Linked DNA regions of Mus musculus: region 1 is linked to region 2. The links are chromatin loops, found by intact Hi-C in ENCODE. Cell type or tissue: left cerebral cortex. All regions are shown on one strand. Each heading gives the region's core, and the rest is flanking DNA. Links, peaks and the distances in the headings are about the cores only. Region 1 holds the start of Jph3 (junctophilin 3). Region 2 holds the start of Klhdc4 (kelch domain containing 4).

What was found. Peaks named below come from ENCODE experiments on the same cell type or tissue, not always from the same donor. Only the 100,000 strongest peaks of a DNase experiment are listed, where the experiment ranks them.
Region 1: a loop joins it to region 2, with 3 times the contacts of the local background. A loop is called at or near these places in 2 of 42 quality-filtered maps.

Annotation. Positions count from the first base shown.
Region 1 is chr8:121,726,861-121,732,227 of GRCm38, forward strand. It overlaps Jph3 (junctophilin 3), which reads left to right and starts at 3,699. Exons shown (of 5, transcript NM_020605.3): 1 at 3,699-4,144. The coding sequence starts at 3,763. It overlaps Gm46065 (predicted gene, 46065), which reads right to left and starts at 3,617. Exons shown (of 3, transcript NR_165833.1): 1 at 2,937-3,617. In left cerebral cortex, for the core only: a CTCF peak has its summit at 447 (motif pointing right); DNase peaks (open chromatin) are centred at 3,039, 3,559, 3,967, 4,125 and 2 more places; H3K4me3 peaks cover 2,332 bases; H3K27ac peaks cover 2,031 bases.
Region 2 is chr8:121,827,360-121,832,726 of GRCm38, forward strand. It overlaps Klhdc4 (kelch domain containing 4), which reads right to left and starts at 2,210. Exons shown (of 12, transcript NM_145605.2): 1 at 2,023-2,210. The coding sequence starts at 2,121. Gm24283 (a small nuclear RNA gene) reads left to right here and starts at 3,077; the gene lies at 3,077-3,183. In left cerebral cortex, for the core only: no CTCF peak of the experiment used is centred there; a DNase peak (open chromatin) is centred at 2,253; H3K4me3 peaks cover 1,927 bases; H3K27ac peaks cover 1,112 bases.

The sequences.
Region 1 (5,367 bases), core at 209-5,208, 100 kb before region 2:
GAACAGGGACTCTCTCCCAGGACGGTGTGCACACGGCTCCTCCTGGATACTGCTTCTGGGAGTCCTGCTCTATTTATTTATTTATTTATTTATTTATTTATTTATTTATTTATTTAACTTTTCTTGCCTATGCACCATCTGGGCTTCTTTACAGCATGGTCACTGTCCCGAGCTCCAGCAGCATCCCCGGAGTTCAAGGCTGCCCCTCACTGTTCATGAGCTAACACAAGCCAGTCAGAGTTCAGGGAAGAGGAAAGCAGAACCCACCTAGGAGTGGGAGAAGGCTTGGCCATGCACCCCAAAACCATTCATTAGGGGGATTTTGCTTTTGGGGTGGGGAGTATCAGGGTTACAGGTGACACTAGATGGTGTTTTTCTAAAATATTTATGTTTTTATTTTATATGTGTGTATGTGTGTGTGTGTGTATCTGAGTCTCTATATGTATACCATATGTGTGCAGTGCAGATGGCGACCAGAAGAGGGCATCTGAGTCCTGGGAAATAGGATTACAGTTGATTGGGAGCCGTGCAGTGAGGGGGTTGGGGGAGGGGGAGACTCAAGCTGGTTGGTTGCTCGGCAAGAGCAGCAAGATCCATCTTTCCAGGCCTGAAACATTGTATTTTATAGGTGCTTTCTTGACAGTTTGAAATAATTTCCATTCAGTTCTCAGTTCTTAACACCTTCTTTCTGGGATGAGCAAGTCATGGGGACTGAACCCAGCACCTCCCGCGTGCCAGACAAGCATTCTACCAGTGCTCACTCCTCAGCCCATGGCTGAGTTCTTTCAAAGAGACAAGCAGGTTCATTGGAGATAAAAAGGAGATTTCTGCATAGAGGAGGTAGAGCGCCAACCCCCCCTCCCCGCCCCCACACACCATGGAGTTACAACCAGAAAACATCCTGGGCATGGAGCAAGAGAAGCAAACAACAAAGAGATATAGAACCTGGGACCTCAACTGTTACTATTTTCTCATTAGCAAAGCTCTTTATCCAGAGGGGCCAGGCGATCTTCTAGACAAGGAGAGCCTGTGATTCCACCTGAGGTCACCGAGGCCAGGTTTCCAGCCAAGCTCAGCACCCAGAGAGTTCATGGAGGACTGAGGCGGGAGGATTGAGGCTGCAGCTCAGTGGTAGAGCGCTTGCCTAGCACATGAGCACACAAGGCTCTGGTTTCATCCCCAGTGAGAGGCTGCAGAACCCTGCTTGCGAGGGCAGCTTTGCCTCTTCCTTGGCTCTTGTTTTAAGTTGCTGGGTGGTACTGTGTTTAAATCACTCTGGCAAAATTCCTCTGAAATGCAATCAATACCTCCAGCCCTACTTTATGGGGCAAACGGTTCCAAACTGCACAAACACGCCTCAAATGTCTTTGCTCCAGAGACCAGAGCAAGTCACACGGCCTGAGTGACCCTGGCAGTGGGAGATGAGAGGTGGGGTTCAGGGGAGGGTGGGCAGAATGGCAGAGAGCAAAAGGCATGTGTGGTTGGGGGTAGCAGTACCCAGTATCTGGCTGGAGACCAGCATCACTTACCAGAGGGAATGTATTTGCCATGCAGTGCTGTGTGAGCAAGGGCTGCAGAGTCAGCAAAAGGGGGGCAGGAAATAAAATGGAAGACACAGTGTGTTGCCAGGCATGGTTTATCCCTACAGTGTAGGGGAAGGAGTGGCAGGTTGAGAGCTCAGCCTCCCCATCACGATCCCAGTGACAGTCCTACTCCCTCACCCTCACTGGATGCTGGATACCTGGTCCTTGGATTCTCACTGGGACTCAACTAGAACTGTTAGTCCCATTTTACAGGTCAGGCAACTGAGCACAGAGACATGAAGTGGCTACCCAAAGCCACACAGCCTGGAATCAGGATGTGAAGCCCAGCCTATAGAAGATGAGTCTGTGGCCCACTTGACCACATCCTCGTAATAAGCTAACAGACTCATCCCACTGGCTCATAGTCCATTAACACATTGGAACACACAGAAACAAAGTCTGGGAGATTGGAGATTTTCTGCCCTCCAGGTATACGGCAGGCTGATGTGTGTCTGCTTGGTGATGGTGGGCTATGCATGCTAACTTCCAATCAAGTCCAAGATGTGATGCACCCTGAAGTCCACCATAGGCCATTTGAAGGCAAACCCTGACTCAAGGACCAGAGTGGCTGGAAACCTCGGATACAGAACAGGAACTGACAGCTTCTCAAAGCCTTTGGGGAGAAAAGAGGATGCCACCATCTGACTGGTGGGCCTTAAGGAGAGGTTGTTGTGCTTAAGACAAGGAGTTGGGGTTGGGGTTGAGATCTGGGGTTCTGGAAGCGCCCCGATGACCCCGGCTGGCTGCAGGTGCCACCATGCACCTCTTTTGCTCCCAGTCAGGGACTCCCCACCACCGGGGCTTACTGGGTCTCTTGTCACCACCAACCCCCACTAACCCCAACCCTGTGCAACTGTGAAGCCATGCAGACCCCCTCCTCCTCAGCCCACTGCAATGCCCGCTGCCATTCCCTGCATGCAGTCCGGGAGGGCAGGGGATGTGGGCTCCTGTCTTCGGATTGATGGTCCAGGAAATGCATTTTCAATTAGTCCCATGATGCTAGCATCTCTTGGTGGGGGTGGGTAATGAGAGAGAGAGAGAGAGACAGAGAGAGACAGAGAGAGAGAGAGAGAGAGAGAGAGGGAGAGAGAGAGACCTAGTAACCGCGGAGTGGTAACCCCAAAGAGCGACAGCTTCTGGAGTGGGGGGGATACCTGTTGGCCAGGGCGCAAGGCCCACGGGATTGGGGTGGCTTTGCTCCAAGATGCAAACGTGTGACCCAACTTTCTATTAATTTTTAGAGGGGCTAAACGCTATTCGCTAAAGGTGTGTTTTCGAAGGTGAGCGCCTCCCCGGGGACCCCCCAGCGGCCCTGAAAGAAGGAGGAGAGAGTGTGTCACAGGGAGAAACCACCTGTGGTTGGCAGGAGCCTCTCAGTCAAGTCGTGGCCCGCACGGGCCGCGGTGCGGGTGTCCCCGGAGGTAGCGGGGTGGGGACCGCGCGGCCCTCGATTGCCTGCGGCGCCCGCGCCTCCTCCCGGCTCCCCACCGCGGCGTGCGCTCGCGGTGCCCGGTTCCTTCCCGTTACGCAGTTCCTGTCCCTTTAAATCCCAGCCCCTGGCAGCGGAGACTGGGGCGCGCCGGCCGGACCCCGGGCCAGGGGAGGGGCAGGGCGCCCCGGGGTCCTCGCGTGCGCGCGCGCGCGCCCGCCAGCGCCCCTCTCCAGGCGGCCGCGCGCTTGCCGGGGCTCGGAGCGCAAGCCGCCGCCGCAGTGCCGCTGCCCGGTCCGGCCGGGATCGGTGCAGCCGCGCGCGCCGCCGCCCGCGGGCCCCGCCGCCCGGGCCTGAGCCGCGCCCCGCGCCCTCCCGCTCCCGGGGCGCGCGGCGAGGGGCCCTGGCGGCGAGGTGGAGCCGCGGGCACCAGCCGCTCCCCCGCCCTGCGCCGCCCCTCCCCCGCCTCCTCCCGGTCCTGTCTCCAGCGGGAGCGCGAGACGCTGGTCAGGCTCCGGCGCAGCTCGAAAATGAACAATCGCCGCTGGCGGACCTAGACGCCGCCGCCGGTCCGCGCGCGGGGTCGCGGGCGTGCTTCGTCCTCCCCCCCCCCACCCCCCCGAAAAGAGCATCGCAACAAAAAGCCAGCCAGCCAACCAAGACTCCGGTTTGTTGATCGCCTTGTTTCTTTTTTTTTTTTTTTTTTTTTTTTTTTCACCGCTTGCGGGATTCGCAAACCGCGTTACATGCATGTCCAGTGGGGGTAGGTTTAATTTTGACGATGGAGGGTCCTACTGCGGAGGCTGGGAGGACGGCAAGGCGCACGGCCATGGCGTCTGCACCGGCCCGAAGGGCCAGGGCGAATACACCGGCTCGTGGAGCCACGGCTTTGAGGTGCTGGGCGTCTACACCTGGCCAAGCGGCAACACGTACCAAGGCACCTGGGCGCAGGGCAAGCGCCACGGCATCGGCCTGGAGAGCAAGGGGAAGTGGGTGTACAAGGGCGAGTGGACGCACGGATTTAAGGGGCGCTACGGGGTGCGGGAGTGCACGGGCAACGGAGCCAAATACGAAGGGACCTGGAGCAACGGACTGCAGGATGGCTACGGCACGGAGACCTACTCGGATGGAGGTAGGTGCGGGCGGCAGGCGGCGGGGGCGGGGGGAGGAATGAGGACCGTCCCCCTCTTTCTCCTTCTGTTTATCTCCCGGGAAGTTGAGCCTCGCCTTCCAGTTGGGCTGTGGGCTCCTGGGGCATCTCCTAGATTCCCAGGAGGCCTCAGCGGGCCCCTGGCCACAGGTTGCCCCACGCTTGATGGGGACAGTGGCCCATGCCAACCCAAGGAAGGGTTGGGGGCTCTCCAGCAGCAGGGCCCGGCCCCTGCCGCAGCAGCCGAGCCAAAGTCTCAGCATATCCTGAGGAGCAGGCCAGAGATCTGCACCTGCCAGAAGGCCAGGCCGGGTCCTCCGCCACCTCTGGGACCTGCCAAGGCTGGAGGGGGCTGGAGGTAGACCCTTCCCCTCTTTTGGCATTGCCTTCCTGGTATCCCCAGAGTCAGACCCTCGTTGGTTTCTTGTTTTCCTGCGGTGCCCAGGGCCTCCCTCAGTCCTAAAGCAACCCAGGCCAATGGAGAGGGAGCGCTGGGAGCGCCAGAGGCGGGGGATGCCGACCAAACCAAACAGCAAGGCAATAAACTTCTAGGTGGTTGGACACAGGCTGTCGAAGCAGGCTGCTGAAGGGAGGGAGGGAGGAGGCCCATCTGTTTAGCGGGAGCCCAGGAATCTGGCCATTCAGTGGCTGAATCATTTTCACCTTTAGTTTAGGGAATCGCTCTGCGCCTCCAGTGTAAGATGCCACCACAGTCAGGGCAGAGCCGGTGCCGGAAGCCAGGCAACTACCAGTGTGATGGTTTCTGTTCAGAAGTCCCGGTTGGCTTGGCAGCCTTCACTCCAATGTCACCACTCCTCAGCAGCGCTGAGACCTCGGGAATAGTTTTAGGTCCTGGAAGTCAGACCCTAAAGCAGACTCTGCCTGTAGGTCCCCTCCCCCTCGGGGCGCTTATCCCAAGAGGCTGTTCTCTTGCCTCCCTCTGGGCCTGGGCGGCATCGGGCTTTTCTGCACGGATGCCTGGGAAGGGAGCGGAGGAGCCGCAGCAATGACTTGGGCTTCTGCGGGGAGATGGAGAGCTCTACCGAGCCTCTGTGTGTTTTCTTGCCTGAAGCCAGCACCTGCTCCTGGCCACATCTAGGAGTGATGAGGGCTGGAAAGTAATTATTATTTTGGCTTATGCAACTGAAAGACAGGGTTCGTTATTACCCGAAGAGGAGGCGGAGTCTGGGCAGTTAATTATATAA
Region 2 (5,367 bases), core at 305-5,304:
TCTGTAGGTGTAGACGCGTGCACACCTCCTGCCAATCAATCAAAGCAGCTTTCTGTAGGTGTAGACGCATGCGCACCTCCTGCCAATCAATCAAAGCAGCTTTCTGTAGGTGTAGACGCATGCACACCTCCTGCCAATCAATCAAAGCAGCTTTCTGTAGGTGTAGACGCGTGCACACCTCCTGCCAATCAATCAAAGCAGCTTTCTGTAGGTGTAGACGCATGCGCACCTCCTGCCAATCAATCAAAGCAGCTTTCTGTAGGTGTAGACGCATGCGCACCTCCTGCCAATCAATCAAAGCAGCTTTCTGTAGGTGTAGACGCATGCGCACCTCCTGCCAATCAATCAAGGGTTTTCTATGAAGGGAACTGCAACCTGGCCACACTGCCCTCTGACAACCTGTTTGTGCCAACAGCCTACCTTGCTGTCTACACAGCCATTCCTGGGATTCCTCTTGCTTACTGGTTTCCAGCTCCTATTCCCATGCTAAGATATGGGCTCCATGAGAACAGGCCTTGAGTCCTTTAGACCAGTGCCTGAATGACAGGGTCGGTGCTAACCTGCGGGCTACCACTCGACAGCCCCTACCTACGTCCCAGCTGTCACCACAGACCTGGACACTAAGGCAACAAGCATGCTGGCCAGCACTGAAACCAAACTTTCCCACACCCACACAGTGCCCACTCCCCTGAGTTTACTAGGGTGTCCAAGTTTGCTTTCTATTGCTGTGATCAAAAGCAACCGGGAAGGAGAGGGTTTATCTCACCTTACAGCTTACATTCCATCCTGAAAGGAAGTTAGAGCAGGAACCCCAGGGGCAGGAGATGAAGCAGAGACCAAGGCGGATAGCTGCTTCTTGGCTAGTTTGCTGTAGCTTGCTCAGCTTTTTTCTTAACGACCCAGTGCCACCTGCCCAGGTATGGGTTAGATCTTCCAATACCAATCACTAATCAAGACAATACCCCCACAGATTTGCCTAGAAGCAGGTTTTTAAAAATGCGTTATTTCATATGTGTAGGCGTCTTGCCAGAATGTGTGCCTGGTGCCCACAAAGGCCAGAGACCTGTGAGCTCCCAGATGGGTCCACAGAATAAAACCTGGATCCTCTGGAAGAGCAACATATGCTCTTAACAGCTGAGCCATCTCTCCAGCTCCACACAGGCCAATCTTATGGAGGTATATTCTCAATTGAGGTTCCCTCTTCCAAGGTTATGAGGAGGGGAGCCCAGGAAGTCCTGTGCCTGGCAGACCACTGAGCTAAACGTGGCCATCAAAGCTGCCTCCATAGTTTCTTGGGTCAGAAAGCCCTAAGACAACAGCAAGCACGGTGCTTGAACTTCCGCACAGATCCACCTGTAGGTCCTGGGATAATCAATGCCTATAAGAATATGAGTGAAGGTCACAACCAAATGTCCTGAAACACCGCAGTTTCAGTGACTTGTCTGGTTACTAAATCCTGCTGATGGTGGCACGCCTTTAATTCCAGCACTCCACTCGGGAGGTAGAAGCAGCGGGAGTTCTCTCAGTTCAAGACCAGCCTGGTCAACAGAGTGACTTCCAGGACAGAGAAACCCTGTCTCGAAAACCAACAGACACAACCCCCAAATTCCTACTCGTGGCTCACTCCCTGAGGCTGCTGGAAGAAAATCTGCTCTCCTTTTAGGGCTGGGGGCTGGGGAGTGGGGACAGGCGCAGGACCGTTACGGCTTTACTCCCGGAACGCAGACCTGGACCAAGCAGGAATCACCCAGCTTCACTTCTCCTCTACTAAGCCCCACCACGTTGCTTTACTCTGCCCACAGAAAGGTAAGCACGCGGAACCGAACAGGACAGATCTGGTCTTCCATGGAAGAGAGGGCGACCGGATAAACGAGGAGTTTCGGGACTGCAAAGGGACCCGAGAGAGGAGAGGCCCGGGGGCACCGGGCTCGGCGCAGGCCCGAAGCCACCCAGGGACACCGGGCGCAACCCCGCCTCCGGGTCTCCCGCCCGCGATCGCACGCCGCTCCGGGCCCCGCTCACCTCCTCCTTCCGCGAGCGCTTGGACACCTTCTTCTCCATCTTGGCGGCCGTCTTCTCCGCGCCGCGGCCCTTCTTCTCCTTCTTTCCCTTCTTGCCCATCGCGCCGATTCGGAAGCGGCGCCCGGGAGACAACCGGAGGCAAATGAATGATGATGTTCTGCCGGGCCGGAAACGAGCGGCGCGCTATAGGAGGCTCACTTCCTGTCCTTTGCTCTGGTGTTCCGTGGAGCAGCCGATCCCACCAGTACTTTGGGTCCGTCTCGGGCCGCGTGAGTAGGGAGCCGCTCCGCTGGCACACCAGCAAGCTGCGTGACTCTAAACGAGACGCGAGCATGTGGGATGCTGACCGCCTCATCCCACAGAGGAATTTCCACGTACTTAGGGATTCCTGACATGAATTAAGGCAGCCCTCTTTCCCTATCCCATGTAAAATGTGCCAGGACCTGTCAGGCCCTCCCGCAGTGCCTTTGCCCTTCTGCTGGCGATGCTTCACTGGACCAGCATGTCCCTCCATTGGGAGACCCGGGCTGGTGATGGGTATCTGTACTCCCGACGGTGCTTGATTTACGGTCTGGCAGATACGTAATAGGAAAATATGCTCCCGGGTTTGACCTAAATGGTACAGTGGAAGAGGGACCCGCGGTTTTGAAAGAGCAGAGTGCATTGCCTAGAGGGTGTCGTCTTTGAGCTGTAATCAAGGAATGGCGCAAAATAAGGACAAGGGCAAGCAAAATACTGGCAAAGGGAACACATAGACGAGGAACTAATCTTCTTTCTCGGTGGGAACGCTGCCAAAGCACAGCCTTTAAAGAAACTGCCTTGGATCGGGCCAACCACTAATCATTGACGCTCTGAGGAGGCGGGAGCTCCCAATTCAGTTCCAGGTTTTTCCATAAACCTAGTTCTTAAGAAGAAAACTTGCTTTTGAGGAAAACAATGGTGTTGTGTGGTTTCTTTCTTTCTTTCTTTTCTTTCTTTTTTTTTTTTTTTTTCCTGAAGAGATACACAGAATCAACTTTTCACCCCAAACAGGACGTCAACAGATAAAAGAAATGTGCTCGCGTTGGCAGCAGATATGCTAACATTGGAATGATACAGGGATTGTTAGCATGGCCCCTGCGAAAGAATAGCACGCAAATGCATGATGCGTTCCATCATTTTTCTTATGTCTTTTTGGAGACAAGGTTTCTCTCTGTAGCTTTGGCTGCCCTGGAACTCACTCTGTAAAGCAGGCTGGCCTCGAACTCACAGAGATCTGCCTGCCTCTGCCTTCCGAGTGATGGGATTAAAGGTGTGTGCCACTGCCCAACTTCATTCCATACTTTTCAAAGATGAAATTGAAATTGTCTTCAGAAAGCTCATCTCAGCTAGAACCTATCTGTAGAGTTATCCCAGGTGTGCATCCCTTAACAGCCCTATCTCACTCCCAAAGGAAAAGCCAATCAGGGGGTATTTTTACCATCCAAAAGCCGCTGTTTGTGTTTGTGGTGGTAGGGTATCAAGGTGGAGTTTGGTGAGGGGAAAGAATCTGATTAAAATATATTTTATACAAACACACACACACACACAAACCAAAAAACAGCTGGGCAGTGATAGCACAGCCTTGAATCCTGGCACTCAGGAAGCAGAGATAGTTGGATCTCTATGAATTCAAGGCCAGCCTGATCTATAAAGAGAGTTTCAGGACAGCCAAGGCCACACAGAGAAAACCCTCTATCATAAAAAAATATAGATAGATAGATAGATACATAGATAGATACATAGATAGATACATAGATAGATACAAGAGAGAGAGAGAGAGAGAGAGAGAGAGATCTAAAAGACCAAAGAAATTATTCCAAGTCCAGTAGCTTGGACTCAGTAGCTTGTTGAAGTACTGAGTTGTTTGTTTTGATTTACAGGAGCACAGGTGACTCGAAGGCAGCCACGTCTCATAAACGTCTCACCTAGCATGGGTGGATGAGGAATTTATAAACATTGTATCACTGGTACCCAAGCCACCTCCCACCTCCTGTACAGCCTGGCACTAAGCTCCTGGCAGCTGAGGCGGCTGAGCGAGGAGCGGTTGGAGTCTCTAGTGAGAGTCTGTGGTCGCCCCTTCCTTCTGCAGGAGAAAATGAAAAGACCCAATGTTGTAAGAGGCTATTAACATTCTCCACTGTTCGCAATATATAGCACTGTTCCTTCTTCAGGGCTGAAAGGGAAAGTATATCCTCTGCGGAAGATTTAGAAAGATCTGGAAGTTGCAGGGATTAATGCTTTTATTATCTGAAAGAATCTCAAAGCTAAATTGGGAAGCTCTTAATACAGGTCACAGTGATTCACCAGAGGTTAAAATTTTCATTACTAGGAAAGACACAGAATAAAACTGCTTTGATTTATTTCCTCCCTCCCCTATTTTCTTTTTTGGCTGTTGTTTGTTTTTGTTTTTGTTTTTTTACGACAGGTTTTTCTGTGTATCCCTGGCTGTTCTGAAACCCTCTCTTTAGACTAGGCTAGCCTTGAACTCAGATATTCAGTGACCTCCCAAGTGCTGTGACTAAAGGCATGAGCCACACTGCCCAGCCAAAACAGCTCTGATTTCAAGATAGAGACAGAAATATCATGCCTGGAGGAGAGAATTCTCCAAAAGTTCTACAAAAGGAAAAAGAGGAGGGGAGAGAAGAGAGGAACCAAATGAAGGCTCTGCTGATCTCCAAGACTGCTTGCAGATCATGTGTAATGCTAGAGGGGGAAAATAGTTACCGGATCAGAGATAGCCAGCCACTGGAGCTGAGCCTCCAGACCCCTTCTGCACTGTAGCAACAGGCTGCTCTGCCCACTGCTCAGGTGAACCGCTGTTTCTAACAAGCTCTAACCTAAAACATCTCTTATCCTCCTCATTGTTCTGAAAATATTAGGTAACCTCTGAGCACCACACTTAAAGTGGAACAGGCCTTCAAAGAACATCACATCAGTCCACTTACACACACACACACACACACACACACACATATACACCAGCATTCCCTCTTCAGGCCTGTGAAAGGGAGACCATATTCTTTGTGGAAGACTTAGAAAGATCTGGAAATTGCAGGGACTAATGCTTTCATTATCTGAAAGAATCTCGAAGCTAAATTGGAAAAGCTCTTGATGGTACATGTCACAGTGATTCACGGGAGGTTGAAATGTTCATTACCAGGAAGGAAAGGGAACAGAGCAGATAGAGTGAGGTCAGAATCCTAAAATAGTGAAAAGATTAAGTACCGGGTTCTATTTTAGTAAAATTCACATCTTTGAAAATTTAATAGATTGACTTAAATGTAACGCGTCAATTTTAGACTCCCTTTTATATCCGTGGCAGGG